Regions from separate parts of the Mus musculus genome. Here all the other regions are linked to region 1. The links are chromatin loops, found by intact Hi-C in ENCODE. Cell type or tissue: left cerebral cortex. All regions are shown on one strand.

Evidence for each region. Hi-C counts contacts between places; a loop is a spot of excess contacts. Peaks named below come from ENCODE experiments on the same cell type or tissue, not always from the same donor. Only the 100,000 strongest peaks of a DNase experiment are listed, where the experiment ranks them.
Region 2: it touches region 1 in a loop (2.5-fold over the local background); 6 of 42 quality-filtered maps call a loop at or near these places.
Region 3: it touches region 1 in a loop (2.2-fold over the local background); 2 of 42 quality-filtered maps call a loop at or near these places.

The regions. Positions count from the first base shown.
Region 1 is chr1:192,699,938-192,702,437 of GRCm38, reverse strand. The region is part of intron 7 of Hhat (hedgehog acyltransferase); the gene reads left to right. Among named protein-coding and RNA genes, the nearest start is that of Gm22265, 44 kb to the left of the region's middle. In left cerebral cortex, no CTCF peak of the experiment used is centred here; a DNase peak (open chromatin) is centred at 1,559.
Region 2 is chr1:192,610,972-192,613,471 of GRCm38, reverse strand. All of the region lies in intron 9 of Hhat (hedgehog acyltransferase), which reads left to right. Among named protein-coding and RNA genes, the nearest start is that of Gm31011, 96 kb to the right of the region's middle. In left cerebral cortex, no CTCF peak of the experiment used is centred here; no DNase peak of the experiment used is centred here.
Region 3 is chr1:192,621,341-192,623,840 of GRCm38, reverse strand. The region is part of intron 9 of Hhat (hedgehog acyltransferase); the gene reads left to right. Among named protein-coding and RNA genes, the nearest start is that of Gm31011, 110 kb to the right of the region's middle. In left cerebral cortex, no CTCF peak of the experiment used is centred here; no DNase peak of the experiment used is centred here.

The DNA of each region.
Region 1 (2,500 bases):
AAATTCCCGAGCCTGTGGGTAACATTTCACACTCAGCCTGTAACACCCACTGTGGTCTCTGCCCTGAAGATCTTATAGAAAGCTGTAATATGCTATTTACTTGCAAAATAACATGTGGCTATTTTGGCATGGACATTTAGAAAAACTTTAAGAGATTATGACATTTAGGCAATGCTTTGAAAAAAGGTAGAATTTTGACAGACAAAACTGAGGATGTAGAACCATTAGCACAGGAATGAATGGGGGCAAAGAGCTAGGGAATGGCTGCCCTAGTTTGATGGTCACTGCTGTGATAAGCACTACGAACAAAGGCAACTTGGGGAGGGAAGGATTTATTTAGCGTCCACACCGCATTACAGCCCATCACTGAGAGAAGAAACTGGAGACAGGAACAGAGGCTGAGATATTGGAGGACACAGTTTGCTCATCCGGCTTTCTTATACAACCCGGCACTTGCCCAGGGGTGCTCTGCCCGCAGTGAGATGGCCCCTCCCCATGTCAATCAGCCATCATGAAAATGCCTGATAAACATATGATGGAGCCAACACCTCAACCGAGGTTCCCTCCACCCAGGTAATTCTAGTTTGTGTCAAGTTGACAAAATCCAACCAGTACAGGGTTAAATGGAAAATGAGATGAGTGAGGCTGAGAGACTCAGGGCAGGAAAATGGAGTGGGCCTAGTCTCACCTTCCTCTGGTGGCCAATCCCCCAGTGCAGATCTCTAGTCACTCATGTGAGAACTAGTGGGCTGGGGGATGCTTCAGTGGGTAAAGCATTTTCGGTGCAACTGTGGAGATCACAGTTCAAATCCCCAGAGCCCATATAAAGCCCACACTTTAGTGCACACCTGTAGTGCCCATGCTCCAGTGAGGAGATGGAAGGCAGAGACAGAAATATCCCTGGAAGCTCACAGGCGAGGTAGCCTGGCATTGCCAATGGAAATAATGAAGGAATGTTGTCTTAAACAAGGGAGGACATAAGGGCCAACACAAGGTTTTTCATATGTGTACTGTAGCATGCGCATCTCTAACAGAGAGGGGAGGAGTAAGTAATGGAGACAGGGGAAGAGGGAGAGAAGAAAGGAAGAGAGACACAGAGAGAGAGAGACAGAGAGAGAAGGAAGAGAGAAAGAAATGAGAGAAAAGGGAGAGGGATAAAGTGGGAGGGGAAGAGAGGGTGAGGGAAGGAAGGAGAGAAAGAGAGACAGAAAAGGATGGAGGGAGCGGAAGAGAAGACAGGAAGAGGAAGAGAGAGGGGAAGAGAGGAAGGGAGAGGGAAGGAGAGACACACTAGAGCTGGAAGCCAGTTGCTAGCTTCTTTATGCTGATTAAAACCATAGTGGGGTAATGACAAAAAGAGACCAAGGGTGCAGGTGTGTAGTTGTGGAAGGGCTGAGCTCCAGGGGGCTGAGCTGGGCCCTTTCTCTGACAGCACGCTCTGTAGAATGTAACATTCACCTCCTACCATCTTGAAATCAGCCCTGGTTCTCATGGTGGGTGGGAAGCCATGTTCTTTCCTAGACAGGCTGAGTTGGCAGCACTGACGGTGGGTGGTGGCCTGTGTCTAGGCTGCTGAAGTACGCTGAGTAACAGAGGCAGCTCTGGGCAGTGCAGGGCTTCTGTTGGGTTTTTGCTTCCTAGCTGCGTTCTTTTTACTGAGAATGGAAAGTTCCAAATCCTCAGAGAACAGATCTGAGAGCAGCCTGAGCTTCAGTAGGGACCCAGACTTTTGAACTGATGCTATGCCATCAATTCCATTTCCAGAATACAGTACAGGAAGGCCTTGTGCAATCAGTGACATATTAATTCAGCTACTTTCCAAGGTGGCATTTATGACACACAAGCAATCTGTCGAAGGTCAATGCTGGGGATGCAGAGGGTGTGGGGCATTCTTTCTGATCCGAAGCAGTTTGTGGTCTAGTTGGATGGCTGTGTGTATGCATAACTGTGGGCTAATGTGAAAGTCACAGAACATACTGCAACCAGAACGGTGAGAGCCTAAGAGGAGGCGGCTGGCTGTGCTGCTGCCCTTTAACTCCTTGCAAGTTTTCACTGAAGCAATTCCATGTTCCTCAAGACCACCCTGACCCCATGTTAAAAATGCAGTGTCTGCCACCCCAACATTTATGAGCACCCCTTCCCTCCCCTGGGGTGTTTTCTTGTTGCTTTTCTTATTTGCTGCTCCAGTGGCTGAATCGCCATCTCAGAGCTTCCTAGCTCAAAACAATGGCTTCTTCCTGTCACCATTATGTCCCTTAATGGGCTCAGCTAGGTAGTTCTGGGTTCTCTCTTATTGTGTAACCAGACATTAGCTGAGCCTGTAAGCTGTCTGCAGGACCAAGTGTGTAGAATATCCAGGATGGCTGTCACTCAACTAAGGCTGATTATTGTCTGGGAACTCAGCTGGTGCTGCCCACCAGAACATCTTCACGTTGTCTCTCTGTGTGAGCCACACTTTGTGTAGTGTGGAAATTGGGTTCCAAGAGGGGCTATCTCATGA
Region 2 (2,500 bases), 89 kb after region 1:
GGGAGCTGTCAGGTGGTCTGGAGGCAGAGTGTACGGCTGTTTCCAGGGTGCCCGTTAGTAAGAAATATATTAGCGCACAAATCACACACAGATGCTAATGAGGGAAGGTGCTTGGAAATAAAATGCTTTTCTAATCTGGATGTTGACATCGGGGATTTCCACTTATCTGACTTGTTAAGGAAAGTGATGCCCGTAAAGGAAGCAGTGTTTAGCAAGTCATTAAAACCCCATCAGGTTGAGGGGTGGGTGTGGGCACAGGATTCTGAGCTGCTGGGGTAATGAAGGTCTTGACGCTTGGGTGAATAGAATGTGTGGGGTCCTGCTCAATTCTTACAAGATGGTATTTGTCACAACTAAGCTGACACCTATCAAATGCTTGCTGTAGGTGAGGCCCTCTTCTAAGAGCTTTACATACCACATTTTAATCTTTATTTGCGTGTATGTGAGTATGCATACAGATGTTTACACCCATGTGCACATGGTGTGGAGGCCAGTGGTCAGCCTCAGGTGCCCCCCTCTGGTGCTTCCCAGCTGAGTTTTGTGAGACAAGGTCTCACTGAATCTGGAGCTTGCTCTTCTGGTTGGCCTGGCTGGCCAGCAGGTCCCTGGGAGCTTCCTGCTGGACCTCCCCCAGCATGTGGCAAATTATAGGAGCTTGCCACCATGCCTGGCTTTTATATGGACTCTAGGTACCTGAACTAGGTCCTCATGCTTGCATAGAAAGTACTTTGCCCACTGAGCCAGCCCACTGCCTGGGTAAGGTGGGTTTCATTACCCTTACCCCTCGTTAGGGGCTTGAGGCTCAGAAGTATGAGCTCTGTTTTTAGAGTTTCACTGGTACGTGAAGGCAAGACTAGAATCCAGGGCAAATTCCTGTTCTTACCATTGACACCTCTCTTTGCTGACACGGCTCAGGGTAAAGTACAACTGTCTACTTGGCAAGGACCCAGAGGAAACACAGAGTGCACTGGGCATTTGTAGAGTCGACTTCGGTACCTGATAGGCAAAGGTTCCTGTGCTCCGTGAAAATTAAATATGGGAGCAATTACATGTTTGCAGAAATAGTAAATATTGAACAGCCTCGGGAAGGCTCACACTAGAGAGAAGGGCAGTGTTAATCTGGGGAGGCTTCTAGAAGAATCCCAAGCCTGTGTCAGTATGGGGTGGGGGCTGTTGATGGACGGTGGTTATCGAGGCAAGAAGGGCTCTTGAGTGGTGTAGGGTGAGATCCAGGGAGAGCCCCTCAGGTCTCCTCTAGGGGAAATCTCAGTGATGAGGTCTGAGGTCGGAGCAGGAGTCCAAAGATCCTTCTTGCCTGCTATGCAGCGCTCTCTGTAGCAGCACAGCCCTCAGCAAAGGTGTGGAGGAGAAGTTTGGTGAATCTGCCAGTTCCCCCTCAGCTCCTCTTTCATCTTTTCCATGGTCCTGTATTATTTTTTGCCTTTTTGGACTCTGTTGGGTTTCACTCCAGCTCTCTTCCTTTTGCCCTCTGACTAACTCAGCAGATATTTCCTGAGCTGCATATTAGCGCATATGTTCCAGCATTGAACCTGTGCTACCATAGGTTAGCAAATATAGATCAATGTGCACAACACTGCTATTATGTTCTAGTGTGGCTCCCAGGATGGGTGTGAAGTCAGGGGACAGGGCCTTGATCCTGATGGTGGCTGCTGATATTTTTAGAGCTAAGCAGAGAATGAGCACCCTGTACTAGGGACTGGAGAAGAGCTAGGCAGGCGAGAGGGAAGGAGCCTCAAGAGAACAGAACTTTGAAGTGAACAAGGATGGTGGGGCTGAGGAAGGATGCTCTCGAGAGATTAGGGGACTGGAGAGCTTCCTAAAATGGTTTGTGTACAATCCCGAATGAGGCTGTGGGTATTTATAGAAACAATATCAGAAAGGACGTATTCAAGATGTAGCTATTTCTGGATGTTTAAAAAGATTGTCTGCTTTTGAGTGTGAGTAGTACTATATTGGTAAGGCTTGAGGCAGAGAATATCAAAAGAGGAAAAGGCAAGGCAGGGTCGATGCAAATAAAAAAATAAAGTAGATAAGACAAGAAGAAGGTGGAGACCGTCCATTGTCTTTGGCAATATGGAGGTCACGGATAACATTGATGAAAGTTGTTGGAGTGGAGCAGGGAGGAGCAGATGCATCGGGTTAAGGGATGAATGGGAGGGGAAGGCTAGAGGCTGGGCCAACTCGCTGTCAAGGACCCTGAAAGACTTTTGTACTTAGAATTGGGCCTGGAAGAATTTGGAGGATGGCAGAATGGTGTTTAAAAAATAGAAAAAGCTAGAGGGATGCCTTTATGCTAAAGAGAGAACTAGTTAAAACAAGTGTGCAAGGGGAGGCAGCCATGTTTGCAGTCACAGAATAGACATCTCTTCTGTGGAGAGGCCTTCATAGATGAGTAGGTGGGTGGGTGAGTGGGTGGGTGGGTAGGTAGGTAGGTGGGTGAGTAGGTGAGTGAATAGTTAGATGGGTGGGTAAGTGGGCA
Region 3 (2,500 bases), 79 kb after region 1:
TAGCTACTTGGTCCCTTTCTCACACCCTGCCTTAGAGGCTTTGAAAAGTTTGAAGCATAAGAGCCTATAATGGCTTCCCTGGTCTCAGGAAACCTCCCGATGAACAAGATGACATTTTTTTTCTACCGTTGAGTTGCTTCTGGGATCCTGGGAAGATACACACATGCATGGAGGCAGGAGAGAGGCTGCAGAGCTTGAAGTGAATACAGTTAATCCCACCCAGTAGCACCCATCTGTGTGAGGGCATCACTGTTCACTGTATTGTGGGGCTTCACAGTCTCCCTGAGGCCTTCCCTCTGCCCTGCTGAGCACACCCTCCCAGGGCAACACTGTCCTCTGAGGCAGCAGGAAACACTTGCCTTTCCAGGCCTGTGTCCCCTGCAGTGTGAGCTTCTCTACCCTCCTCTCAGCAGGCATAGGCTTCAGCCTCTGAAGCTGGAGGGGAGCTCAGAGCTGTTCTGTGCAGGCATCCCCAACACCCCCCTCCAGTGTGCCAAAGGGCTCCTCTCCACACTTTTCACCTCACGAATCTGGCTTCCTCCTACTCCTGTCTGGGATTGATGTGTTCCGAAAAACTGTCTTGTAATTATTGTCTCCTCTGGATAGAATAGCTACCATCTTTTGATCTCTACTTTTATTAAAAATATCAAGTGATATCACGTTCTGTTAATGTTGCCATGTATCAGGGTCCTGAGAGGTCTGCAGTGAGCAAGTGGACACCGAGGTGAGCCAGGGAGGTGACTATAGAAATAATGATCATCATGATAAGCCCAGGGGGTTGATAATTACAGCCATTTTCTTCTCAGTTACCACACCAGTGACCTCTGTAGTGTCTGCCACATGCAGAGTGAGGAGGGGCTCAAAGCAGTGGATGGTCAATTGTGTTCTGACTTCCATGGACAACTACAGTGCTGCTCAGAGCTCAGTGCTGTGAGATATGAGATTGGAGCAGATGTACTATTCTCCACCCAGAGTCCAGGCTACCCTCCTGGCTCACTCTCTGTACATGTGTACATGCGTACTTGTGCATGCATATGTGTGTGTGTTCATGTGCGCATGACACACATAGTGCTTGTATTGTGTGTGTGCATGTGTGAGTGCATGTGTATGTATATATGTGTGTGCTTGTGTGTGTGCATGTATGTGTACATGCATGTAGATGACATGGAAATGTGTGTGAGTACCTAGGTATTGGGAGATGCCAGGGTAGAGGTAAGGGGGTTAAGCTTAAGAATGAAATGTCTCAGGGCTGGAGAGATGGCTCAGTGGTTAAGAGCCCTCACTGCTCTTCCAGAGGTCCTGAGTTCAATTCCTAGCACCCACATGGTGGCTCACAACCATCTGTAATGGGATCTGATGCCCTCTTTTGGTGTGTCTGAAGACAGCTACAGTGTACTCATCTAAATAAAATAAATAATTAAATCTTTAAAAAAAAAGAATGAAATATCTCAGCTAGATCTTTGAAATGGGGAAATGGCATCTCTGAACCAGGAGAGTGGTGTCTCCTCAACTTCCCTCCCTTGGAGATGGATTTGTGTAGGGCCATGCAACCTTGTATAGGGCTAAGCTGCCCCATGTGGTCACTGGAATTCTGAGGTGAGGGTGTAGACTATAACAGCATGAAGCTAAGAGAGATTTTACATTTTATTCAGGGAAAGGAGTGAGACTTGACGCTGAGCAGAGATCATGGGCCCTGTGCTGTGTTCTGAGAGGGTTAGCCCATGTGTCTTGAGTCAGGATCAGCCTGACCAGCCTTCTACCACCTCCATGACCACGCTGAGGAGCCAAAGACAGAGCAGGCTTAGGGAGGCAGTTTGTCTGTCTGTATACAGAAGTCATTCACTTCCTCCACCCTCTATCCTGGAGTGGGGAGAGACAACTAAGAGAATATCACAAGGGTTCTAGGGTACCTTTCCTTGTCCAGTTATATCATGGTTACCTTACCTCCAATAGTTTTGAGACATTAGATTTGCAAACACCCACAGACATTGTGGTTCAGAAGCAAGATTAGGAAAGAGAAAGAGGGCCAGGACTGGGGAGTCTACTCCCAGGCCCTTTGGCAGCTGGTCTGGAACATACAAGCCCACACCTGCTATCTGGGGTCTATGGAAGATGGTTGGGTTGAGACATTTGCTGTCTTTCCTCTGGACCATTTCTCCCACCTGCTAAAAAGGGCACTGACAAGTTAGGGGGTTCTAAGCAGAAGGCTTTGTATCAGGTCTCCTCTGAGAGAGGCCAGAGGAGGGAATGAATGTGGCAAACTAAGGGAGATAAGTATCCAAGAAAGCAACTAAGAAGCAAAGGTGGTTTTTCTTGAGGGTGTGGTGGAGAAGGGAGGTGGTGTCAGGTTTCAAAGCTTTCTGTCTATTTGGCTCCATTGCTTCTGGGCTATGATGAGGCAGAACATCATGGCAGAATGAGATGGCAGAGAAGAGATGCTCACCTTACAGCAGCCAGAAAACGGGAAAAAAGGGACAAGACAATTCAAGGGTATACCCCA